Linked DNA regions of Homo sapiens: regions 1, 2 and 3 are each linked to region 4. The links are chromatin contacts, found by Hi-C or POLR2A ChIA-PET in ENCODE. All regions are on one chromosome and are shown on one strand. The core of a region is the stretch at or near the end of the contact, and the rest is flanking DNA. Distances in the headings are between cores, read along the strand shown.

Region 1 (2,700 bases), core at 43-2,542, 2.1 Mb before region 4:
CCATTCTGGGCAACAAGAGTGAAACTCCATCTTATAAATAGATAAATAAATAAGACTAATTGGAAAACTTGGAAATTATTTAGAAGACAGCTCCAAGGATGGCAAAATGAGTCAAGTATTGGAAAAAAAGACCAATGAGGAGAGGCAAACAAGACATAATTAATTTTCTTGAAGAGAAGACCAAATGACAATTGAAGAAGACAGTCTATGAATTTATAGAGAGCTTTATATACAGACAGGGTTGGTTATCATCGCTGAGTATAAAACAAGGGAAACAGGCTTGGTGTGTAGCATAATGGCTTTGTTCGACACAGTAAAGCTAACTAAATGTCAAAATAAGATGCAGGTGGAGGTTGAGCAGTCTTTTCTAAAGCCATGAATAATAAGATAGCAGCTTCTTTGTATGGCTCTGACTGAAGGTGAGAGATGTGCTATGTAAGCTTTCACATCGCTTCCAGGGCTAAGATTCAGGTCCTTGGGGAATATCTTCCTGAATTCAGGGAGTTAATGCCAACTCTGAAATCAAATTACTGGAACATAGTAAAGAAAGCGGGGGGAGGAAGCAACTAGAATCAAGATGAAAATGTAACTTCAAACCCTGTTTAGAAAAAAATAATGAGATTACTTTAAAATAATAAAATTTATTATTAAAAATTTAGAGAAGTTTTGACAAGGAGGAAGTGGAAAAAATAGATATTTTTATTTATTTATTTATTTATTTATTTATTTATTTATTTATTTATTTTTGAGACAGTTTCCCTCCTGTTGCCCAGGCTGCAGGGCAATGGCACGAGCTCGGCTCACTGCAACCTCCACCTCCAGGGTTCAAGTGATTCTCCTGCCTCAGCCTCTCGAGTAGCTGGGACTACAGGCATGCACCACCATGCCTGGCTAATTTTTTTTGTATTTTTGGTAGAGAAGGGGTTTCACCATTTTGGCCAGGCTGGTCTCAAACTCCTGACCTCAGGTGATCCTCTCTCCTCGGTCTCCCAAAGTGCTGGGATTATAGGTGTGAGCCGCCGCACCTGGCCATAGATATTTTAGATAAGGAACAAGATCAAGCATTAAACTGTGAACAAGGTATTTCTAATTAACTAATTTTTTTTTTCAAACACAGCCTTAGGAAACGTGACTCCAACCATGGAGAGTTTAGGTCAGCCCTGATTTTGAGGCCACATGCTCCATCCTCACAGGTGGGTGAGGTCCCTTAGTTGGTATTGTTTGATGATTCTATTAGTTCTTGACTTTTCTGTATATATTTTAATGTACAGTAAAGGGATTGTAGTATTGGCAGGTTTGTCCCAAAATAGACTGTGAGTCAGTTATGAAGGAGGGGGATTCCAGGAACTAGAATTTAAGAGTGAGGAAGTTAAACACAAATTTACATATGACTCAGTACTAACACATTTTACATAATATTGGGTACTTTCTCTTCCTGTAATTGCCTCTATGCTTCATTTGTTGTTTTCACCAATAGCCCTAAATAAGTGGTTTTAAAAAACATTAAGGGAGGCTGGTAGATCACGCCTGTAAGCACTTTTGGGAAGCTGAGGTGGGCGAATTGCTTGAGCCCAGGAGTTCAAGACCAGCCTGGGCAAGATGGCGAAACTCCGTCTCTACAAAAAATACAAAAATTAGCTGGGCATGGTGACACGTGCCTGTAGCCCCAGCTACTTGGGAGGCTGAGATGGGAGGATCACCTGAGTCTTTGAGGTTGAGGCTGCAAAGAACAACAATCTCCCCACTGCACTCCAGCCTGGATGACAGACCGAGACTCTATCTCAAAAATAAATAAGTAAATAATGAATTTTAAACACACACACACACAGACCCACACACAACCATTAAGGGATGACTAATTTGGGGTGTCTTGCCAGCAATTCAAATGTCTAAAATAGCCTTATTCTAGCATTGAATGTTAAAGCCTTTTTCTTTAGACAGACTAATTGCAGAATGAAATGGTTTGCTACCTGTTGAGCTCCAATTCTCCCCTTCTCAAAAAATCAAGAGGCTATGAACTCGCAAGTGTTAATGGGATTCAGATAGAAGCCATCACTGCTATTTTAAATTTTCCTGTGTCTCCCACTAACATTATATCCAAACATCAAAACATCCACAACAATCATCCCCAAGGTTGCTGCTGTATTATTTATAAATGAACACATTGTTGGGTGAATACATTCCACTTTTGAAATTAATTTTCTTTTTCTTTTTCTTTTTTTTTTTTTTGAGATGGGGTCTCACTCCGTCACCCAGTTTGGAATGCAGTGGCGCGATCTCAGCTCACTGCAACCTCTGCCTCTGGGGCTCAAGCGATCCTCCTACCTTAGCCTCCCAAACAGCTAGGACTGCTGGCACATGCCACCATGCCCGGCTAATTTTTTTGCATTTTTGGTAGAGACAGGATTTCACCATGTTGCCCAGGCTGGTCTCAAACTCCTGAGCCCAGGTGATCTACCCACTCTGGCCTCCCAACGTGCTAAGATTACAGTCATGAGCCACTGTGCCTGGCCTGAAATTAATTTTCACTGGTTTATTTTCATAAAATAACGCTGGACACAGTGGCTCATGCCTGTAATCCCAGCACTTTGGGAGGCCAAGGCAGGCAGATCACTTGAGGTCAGGAGTTTGAGACCAGCCTGGCCAACATGGTGAAACCCCATCTTTATGAAAAATACAAAAAATTAGCCAGGCGTGGTG
Region 2 (2,700 bases), core at 76-2,575, 2.1 Mb before region 4:
CTTGCAAGATGAGTAAATTGCAAAGGATTTCCTTGGATGGATTTATGAATGACAGACACCATAAAATGCTGCTAAAAAGGCCTGGAACGTAGGTTGGCTTTAAGACCATCCTATACTCCCCTGGAGTCAGAAACCACTGCTGTTGGGAGCAAACCACTAAGCAGGAAATTACAGCAGGATTTTCATGGTTTTCAATTTTAAACTAACCCATGATTACCCCCTTAACCAAAATATACAAAATAACACATGACACAATATATGTAAATATTTTTCAAGGTTTTATTGCAAACCAAAATCAGTTTATCACACACAAAAAAAGTTGTGTGATGGGATGAGGGAAGGATTGTACGTATTATAACCATGTTAATTACAGTACATTAAAATGGTGGTTTACATTACAAATAAGCCTGTAAGTTTAAATATACTAGTGTTATAACCCAATGTACAGACGTTCTTTATACAATACATACAATTATCAGGAATGCAAAAAAAAAAACATAAATAATGCCCATTTTACAGGTGACATTTTAAACAATGAAAAACACCAACGGCTCTGACTGACAACTGGGGCATTGGTCCATAAAAACCCTTTCTAAAAATAGAAATATTTGTAGCAGCAATGCTTTCTTTAAGCATCTGAATACGAGTCATTGCAAGACCATTTCAATAAATTTTAGTTATTAACCGTATCTTACAAAAAAGTCTACACATAAATTTATCTTCCAAATATGGAAGAAACAAACAATGTCCCACGTTGTAGTGTCCTGCAAGTGTCACATTGATGCTTATAACAAAATCCATCTGTGATCAGGCATACCACACTCACACGACGGTTCACACAGCATATCCACAAGGGAAAATAAAGAACTGAAACACTGCGATAGGAAAAGCTTTGGAGCTAACACAATCTCTTCAGAAAAGGCACATTTCATAATATTCGTCATCACAGCCCAGACAGATCTGCAGGAGACCTTTTTTAGAACAGCGTCCGCTTTCTAACGAAACTCCTGCCTCCGTCTAAGGCGGCACTCTAACGCTCGTTTCAGAGATAGCACCACGTTGGAAGGAAGAATAAAAATGAAAACCTCATGAGCTCACTGAGGAGAATGTGCTCTTCAAAAAGCTTCCAGCGAACAGTGTGCAATAAGATTGCTAAGCTTCCAGAGATGTGCAAATTCTCTTGTAAGATGTCCTGTCAGCTGGCGGCTCCACCAAAAGGCTAACTAAAACATTCGGAAACACACATAAAATCCTTTAAAACCAAGCCCTAACAGGGTTCAGAGGAAAGAGTCCGTGGGAGGCGCATAGGAAAAGCCTAGGAAAGCCTCGGCAGCTTCCTTGACGCTGGCTGTGACGAGGACGCTGTCAGGGGACTTGCCAATGGAGTTGGGGACAGGCTCTTCGGTAAACTCGGGGTCAAAGTGCCGTAGGTCGTTGGGCCCACTCTGTGACGGGAAGGGAAAAACACTCTTGTCAAGAACTCACACTAGACACAGGACAGGGAAATCTTGACCAGGCTTTAAATACCAAGTTTAAGTCTTATATCAACTTCCATAATCACCCACTTCAAGCACAAAATCTCAAAAGGCTACACACAGTTAAACATAAGAATAATGTTCACTTGTTGCCTTTTGGTGCTTCGAATTGATAAATGTGTCTAAAAATTATGGGAGCCTTGTTGGGACACAAAAATGTGCTTTTTATGTAGGTAAAATAACAGGTTTATGGAGAAAACATCTGCCAATGTATTCCTTCCAACCCTCCCCCAGACAATTCTGAATTAAAATAAATGCCCTTTGGGCTTCTCTATACTTAGAAGAGAGACAGATACTCACCACATTTGGGTTAAAAGGGGGAGTAATCTTCTTATTAATGAGATCATCCCAGTTAATTAAGGAGAAGAAGACATGACTCTTAATCTCCATCTGTTGATAAGAAACCCAAGATTAATTTAGACAGGTGCATTCAATAAGGGCAGGGAGGTCTAGTGCACGTCCCGGCCGGCCCAGGAGGACAGGAAAACATCACTCACGAAGTCATCCTTGGCCCCGAGCCGCTTTGTCCTGTCCTTCTGCAGGAGGCCCTCCAGGAGGTGTCTTGCGGAATTTGTAATATTTGGTTTCAGCTGGAGAGGCTTGTTCAGAATGTTGTCGTACATTTCAGCTGTGTTTCGGCTATAAAAAGGCGGCTGAAAGAAGGGGAAAATTACTTTAGACTTAATTGGAAGTTTCATATGGCACACATTACCAGTAGAGAAAAAGATATAAACGGCAATAAATATTAGGCTCGATTTGAGAAACTCTCCCCACCTCAATGCTTTCTTTTCCCTTGCTATTTAAGTGTCTACTTTGCAACCCGTGTGTGTGTTTGTGTGTGTGTGTGTGGAGGGTGAGGGGGTAGATGTTAATAAGTGGTAGTTTTTCACCACCACACAGGTTCAATGTGGTCCTATCTAGTAAAATGTGAAATGCACAAAAGAACCAGGTAAGTGATTATTCTTATGAACTATAAAATAACCAATATGCCTCTTAGCTGCTTTTGATAAGCGTACTGGTAAGGGCAAGACACCATGGCCAAGCATGGGCTGTGTGAAGGCAATATTGTAGGGAGCAGGCAGTGTTCCATGGTTCCCAATGTGCCACTCACCAGGCCATACAGCATCTCATACAAGACAGCTCCCAGGCACCACCAGTCCACAGT
Region 3 (2,770 bases), core at 197-2,696, 2.1 Mb after region 4:
GATCTTCCCCCACTCCTGTTCTTCCTCCATAGGTGAGGAGGCAGAAGAGTCACCCCACCCTCCTTCCCATTTCTCTTGAAGGACAAGCTGCTCTTAGAAACCCTTCTTGAAAGATAATTATTTATTTATTTATTTATTTATTTATTTATTTATTTATTTATTTATTTTAGACAGGGTATCACTCTGTTACCCAAGCTAGAGTGCAGTGGCGCAATCTCGGCTCACTGCAGCTTCGACCTCCCCAGGCTCAAGCCGATCCTCCCACCTCAGCCTCCCGAGTAGCTGAGATCACAACCCCAGCACACTCAGCTTTTTTTTTTTTTTTTTTTTTTTTGGAAGGCAGCTATGCTCTCCACTCTACTATCAACGCTATTTTATTGTATTTTTGTAGAGACGGGTTTTCGCCATGTTGCCCAGTCTGGTCTCGAACTCCTGGGCTCAAGCGATCACCCCTGTCTTGGCCTCCCAAAATGAAGGGATTACAGGCGTGAGCCACCGTGCCTGGCCTTGAAAGGCAATTTCGTCTTCTTGGAAGTCTCCTTGCGAGGGAGGGAGCCTCCCCTTTGGCCTCAGCACCCTGGCTAGGGGGTGCTGGCTCCATGGCATTGCCAATGGTCCCGGCTGCCTCTTCTGTTCACAGGGGCCTACTCCCCTTCACCCTTGGGGGATGTCACCATTGCTTTTCACGTGGCCACCCTCCTGTCCGTTGGCTTTCGCGTGGGGAGTGCCTGCTGCCTCTGCGGCGGTCACGTCGCCCCGGAGAGCCTCGGAGCTCTGGCTGCCCACGATGGGAGTCCTCTGGGGGGCGCCGGAGCCGTGCCGGGTCCCCGCCGCAGGGGACAGTAACGCGGAGTCGGCCTGGCCGGCGGAAAGGGGGTGCTGGGGAACAGAGCCGCACCCCACTCGGCTCGGGAAAGCCCTGGTAACCAAAATTCTTGAAAAGCACTAGTGTCTGGCCTCGGCACTAACTCTCCCCGAGTCTCGTTAAGCCTGCGGGGATGACTCAGAGGGTCTGGGGTCCTGTCGGGGAAAAGTTCAGAAACCAGAACAGTTCCAGATTCTCTCCATGTGTCTGTGGTCCCACCACCTCCTCCGCAAGGGACCCTGAAAGCTGTCTGGGACCTAGGACAACTTCTTGGGATGAGTACGGCCATTCGCCCTGGCTGAGCCCCAGGAGTGCGGGCAGGGGCCGCGGGGGTCGGGTCGCCAGCCGCCACCTCCTGCCTTTCTCTGCCTGCGGTGCGCTGGGACACCCTCGAGGCGGCTCAGCGCCCGCGGTTCCCAGCGCGGGCGGGGCCGCGGCAGAGGTTCCCAAACCGGTTGCACAGAAACAGCGCCACCCCCTACTGCCCGCGGGGCCACCTGTGTGTGCCTTTCCTTCAAAAACAAAGGCGGGGCGGGGGCGGAAGTGCCTCAAAAGAAGGCGGGCCGAAGCGAGGTGCGGCTCCCTGTCGCCGCGGAGGGGCGGGGGCAGGACGCGCAACTCCGGCCGGAGCTGTCCGGGGTCGTGAGCCGGCCCCGCCTTGGTGGCGGCGCCCCCTCGCGGTCCAGAGGCAGACGCATCGGGTGGGCTCGGGTCTCCAGCCCGGCCGGGAGGAGGGACCGGGTCTGCGGAGCGGGGACTCGGGGCCTCGGCGGGGCGCGCACACGCAGGCGGGGCGGCCCGGGGTGCGGGGCCTCTGCGCGGCTGACCAGGCTCCCAGAGCGTCAGCGCCGCCCATGGCCGAGCCGCTCCAGCCAGACCCCGGGGCGGCCGAGGACGCGGCGGCCCAAGCTGTGGAGACGCCGGGCTGGAAGGCCCCGGAGGACGCCGGCCCCCAGGTAGGCGCCGACTCGGGAGCGGAGGGGCTGGGCCCGCCTTCCGGCTGATTTGCAGTGAGGCCAGCGGGTCCCATAGAGTTAAGTAAAAAGTACAGTTTTTTAAATGGTCCCAGTCCCTACCCACTATGCTACGCAAACGAGAAACCCCGGTCATTTAGCTCTACCCTCCCCGCTACCCCCAGTGCAGGTCCCATCTCAATTTCTTGTCTTTGCGGGGTGGTGGGGCGGGGAGGAACTGGTTACGTCCCAGAACGCGCGGTGGAACCCTCCGAACCGAGGGGGTGTAATAGATGCTTGTCTGAAAGTGTGAATCGAGTCCCCAGCGTGTGGGGTTGGGGCCGCTGCGGTCCCTAATCGCAAGGAGGGGAACCTCGTGGAGGGGAACCTCCCAGACCTAAGGAGCGGGGACCTCAGGCCGGACCCCGGGGCGGTGCAGCCCCTAGACAGGACGGCTCCAGGTCGACCCGAGATCATGGCACCGGTATTTTTGCATCTCACTCCTACCCTCTTAGAATTGCTTCTCGAAGTTTTCTCTGTTCCACTTTAGCCCGGAAGTTATGAGATCCGACACTATGGACCAGCCAAGTGGGTCAGCACGTCCGTGGAGTCTATGGACTGGGATTCAGCCATCCAGACGGGCTTTACGAAACTGAACAGCTACATTCAAGGCAAAAACGAGAAAGGTAAAAGCAGTTTTCCTTGTAATTATGCATATTGTGAAAGAGTCCCCGGGCTTATTATTGAGTTTTAGCTTATTAAAGAAATATCCTTTATAATGGAAAAATAAGCAAGTCATCAAAGACTTGTCTTGTTTTCAGACAAGACTCCTCAGGACCAGGGTTACACTGGGTATTACTTTTCAACCTCTGTTCTCTGATTTTGCTGGATGAACTGGGGTTTGGTGTAACTCGTGATAAGTCCTTTTCTATGGCTAACACCTCAAGATAAT
Region 4 (2,704 bases), core at 14-2,513:
AGTCTGAAGTAGCTCATCTTTTTCGTCAGTGTTAGCCACACTTGCTTTCAACTTCAGTCTTAATTTGTTTCCAGTTCTAAAATGCTTTTTAAAAAAGTCTGAGGTAGCAAAGTAGCTGCTGGTACTTCAGCTTGATTCTGAAGAAATAAATCTTAAAAGCGAATCAAGCCAACTCATGAATTTAAAATGAAGGCAAAGTCCAATTCGCCACTCCCACCCATTTCTCACACCAGCTGTCCACCAATCGTGGCTGCAACATTTCTGACACGACTAAATGGGCTGAATCACTTGAAAAGACTCGGCTTCGCTAGTACTCATGAAGAACCGCACTTTCAGCCGGATGGGGCAGGGCCACGCTCAGAACCACCAGCTAAGACCCAATCCTCTCGCTAGGGAACCGTAACTAGGCAACCAGCACCAGTCAACAGCGCGCGCTCGCTTCAAAACAGCAGGTTGCCGCGGGTACCGAAATTAACTCCAGAGAACCAGGGTCAGCAGCGAGAGGCAGAACAGAGCACTAAAACCTAGTAGCATCACAAAAACGAGGCATTAACTGACGGGTGGTCTGAAGCCGGAGGGCAGTTTTAAAGACCACGCGAAAAGGGGTAGACCTACTCAACGCACTTTGCTGCGGGTCACAGTTATTTTCTCAAAACCCCACAGGCCACGAAGAAAGGTGGCAGTCCCAGCCAATGAGAGGCGGACACAAGTTGCACCTCCAGCGGCCGTCGGCGCCATAGGCGGGGGAGAGAAAAATGAACGAGCGCGCGTGCGCGGAGCGTTCAGTCGGGCGCGCGCAGAGGTACGGGCTGAAGAAATGGGGGAAGGGTGGAAGAGGAAGATATGCGCACGCGCACGGGAGGCCGCGCGGGCTGTGGGTCTCCAGGCAGGTTCGCAAACACGCGCGCGCCCGCCGTTAGCACTGCTCAGCGCCCCCGCCCGGCCTTTTCGGCCCGTAGTGCCTCGAAAACCTGAGAGAAGCTAACGAAAAAACGCATAAATAACGGCGCAACGTCTCCTTGGTTCTCCTTTCGCCGCCAACCCGACACCACCCACAAAAGAGTCAAAAATATGGCCTGTCCTCGGTCTTCACTGCCCCTGGAGTAACTTGAATACATTGCGAGGCCTACCTGACACGCCGAATCGCGGTTCCGGGAATTTATCTCCGTTGCAACCACACAGCGGCCATTTCCCGACTCAAGAACGCGAGGAAAACCATAGAGCTACCTTCGACGCGCTAGCACGTCTCCGTCACTTCCGATCTGGGGCGTGGCCTCGGGTGCCGCTAAATATGCGGGCAAGCCCCGCCCACCCTTCCGCTCCGGTCCGGCTTCCTGGCTGCTATTAAGATGTTGCCTGCGGCCTTCTGGGAAGTCGCGTGGCTGGTCTCGCGGGAAGATGTGACGGCTCCGCCCTCTGGCCCGTAGCGTCAGCCTTGGCCGGAGAGGCGGTAGAGTAGGGTGGGTGTTTTGTCAGGCCTGAGTTAGCTTCGCCATACGGCGCTTTTCGCTGGTGTCTCTGCCTCGTTCTGAGTAGACCCCCTAGACCTCACCGCCGCCCCTGCGTTTTACCTCAGTAAGCTCGTCTGGTCTGTTCTTTCTGTGGGGCCGGCTCAGACCAGGCAAAAAACAAAAAGACAATCCCACACTGAGGAAAAGACCAGGAGGCAAGACGTGGCTGTAATTGCAGACACGCTGCTCCCTCAGCCAGCAAGCGCCACTTTTCCTCTTGGACGCCTAACTGGAGATTAGAAAATGTGGCTTTTGGTTTGCTATTAAATTCGGCAGACGCACTTAGTTGAAAAATGGCCACGATCTAAATCCCTTTCGTGGCGTCTGATCAAATCGGAGCTCAAGCCGCAGCAGCCGGAAACCTCTTAGGCTGCTCGTGCCAAAGAAGGCCGCCCTTCTGGCGGCGTGATGACAGCTTTACCACATCGGCAACGTTGGCATAGGCATGAAAAAATAAAGAGCACGAAGCAGTTGAGCTTTCAGCCTGTGACGATGATTTGTGGCAGCCGAGGAACACAGCCCAACGTAGCTTGGTTGTCCAGAATTATAAGTCAGATTATAAATAGGCAAGCCACATTCGATTTGAATAGAATTTAAATAACAGCCGTAGCACATTTTGCATTAATACTTCTCCGGGCTGCACTTTCTTAGGGCCTAAAACCGCTATTGCTTTGATGTTTAGAGATGTTAACTACCTTGATGGATTTCAGACTTGTAATTAGCAACCAGGGTGTCAGTGAGTGAATCGAAACTAGGATTGGGCCCTGGTTGTGAATTTAACACTGTGCTTAGAGCATTCTTTCTTCACAGTCCAGTTTACCAGCTGAACTAGAAAAACGACAACATTTTCATGGAGTGAATCGTAGGTTTTTTATTGTACAGTCTGTCCCTCACCCCATTACCACCTCAGGATGTGGACACAGAAATCCTTGGCCTTTTTGTTGTGCCCTGATGTCCCAAGCATTCGCAGGTTCTCAGAAATATTTGTTGAGTGAATGAACTATATTTAAAAAAAAAACAACTAAGGGCTCAATACACGTCTGCTATTCTGCATGTATTGGGAGTCGGGGCGCTCCCAATACATGCTGTTATTCATTTATTCAAAATACCCCAAATTGCAGGCTAGGATATTATCTTCGACCTCCCTCTGCAATTCTATTGCACATGTGTTGAAAATGAAGTATCTATTTGAG

Evidence for each region. Hi-C counts contacts between places; a loop is a spot of excess contacts on that map. ChIA-PET counts read pairs that join two places held with the same protein, here RNA polymerase II (POLR2A). Pooled maps may share reads with other maps.
Region 1: a loop to region 4 is called in a pooled map, with 5 times the contacts of the local background. The contact joins the enhancer-like site here to the promoter of BCLAF1 in region 4. A Hi-C loop is called at or near these places in 1 of 168 maps with a recorded cell type or tissue (naive thymus-derived CD4-positive, alpha-beta T cell), 1 of 37 single-sample maps with no recorded cell type and 9 of 50 pooled maps. POLR2A ChIA-PET finds 5 or more read pairs at or near these places in 1 of 52 experiments (activated T-cell).
Region 2: a loop to region 4 is called in a map with no recorded cell type, with 7 times the contacts of the local background. The contact joins the enhancer-like site here to the promoter of BCLAF1 in region 4. A Hi-C loop is called at or near these places in 1 of 168 maps with a recorded cell type or tissue (naive thymus-derived CD4-positive, alpha-beta T cell), 1 of 37 single-sample maps with no recorded cell type and 15 of 50 pooled maps.
Region 3: a map of naive thymus-derived CD4-positive, alpha-beta T cell shows a loop between it and region 4 (5-fold over the local background). The contact joins the promoter of HEBP2 here to the promoter of BCLAF1 in region 4. A Hi-C loop is called at or near these places in 1 of 168 maps with a recorded cell type or tissue (naive thymus-derived CD4-positive, alpha-beta T cell) and 8 of 50 pooled maps. POLR2A ChIA-PET finds 5 or more read pairs at or near these places in 2 of 52 experiments (CD4-positive, alpha-beta T cell and naive thymus-derived CD8-positive, alpha-beta T cell).

What each region holds. Positions count from the first base shown.
Region 1 is chr6:134,234,844-134,237,543 of GRCh38, forward strand. The region is part of intron 2 of SGK1 (serum/glucocorticoid regulated kinase 1); the gene reads right to left. Among named protein-coding and RNA genes, the nearest start is that of SGK1, 82 kb to the right of the region's middle. RefSeq lists enhancers at 958-1,117, 1,158-1,447, 1,588-1,637. Within about 2 kb of position 1,293, at least 8 of the 41 ENCODE cell types and tissues checked have a DNase peak (open chromatin) inside an H3K27ac peak, as active enhancers do.
Region 2 is chr6:134,168,991-134,171,690 of GRCh38, forward strand. It overlaps SGK1 (serum/glucocorticoid regulated kinase 1), which reads right to left. Exons shown (of 14, transcript NM_001143676.3): 11 at 2,647-2,700; 12 at 2,033-2,188; 13 at 1,836-1,925; 14 at 266-1,445. The coding sequence ends at 1,278. Among named protein-coding and RNA genes, the nearest start is that of SLC2A12, 120 kb to the left of the region's middle. Within about 2 kb of position 1,326, at least 6 of the 41 ENCODE cell types and tissues checked have a DNase peak (open chromatin) inside an H3K27ac peak, as active enhancers do.
Region 3 is chr6:138,402,777-138,405,546 of GRCh38, forward strand. It overlaps HEBP2 (heme binding protein 2), which reads left to right and starts at 1,447. Exons shown (of 4, transcript NM_014320.3): 1 at 1,447-1,821; 2 at 2,369-2,504. The coding sequence starts at 1,720. It also overlaps the pseudogene MARCKSL1P2. RefSeq lists enhancers at 141-661, 1,183-1,703 and silencers at 863-932, 1,063-1,912.
Region 4 is chr6:136,288,583-136,291,286 of GRCh38, forward strand. It overlaps BCLAF1 (BCL2 associated transcription factor 1), which reads right to left and starts at 1,264. Exons shown (of 13, transcript NM_014739.3): 1 at 1,131-1,264. It overlaps LOC124901408 (a long non-coding RNA gene), which reads left to right and starts at 1,432. Exons shown (of 4, transcript XR_007059784.1): 1 at 1,432-1,575. RefSeq lists enhancers at 58-654, 180-299, 655-1,251, 670-789, 736-1,935 and 2 more.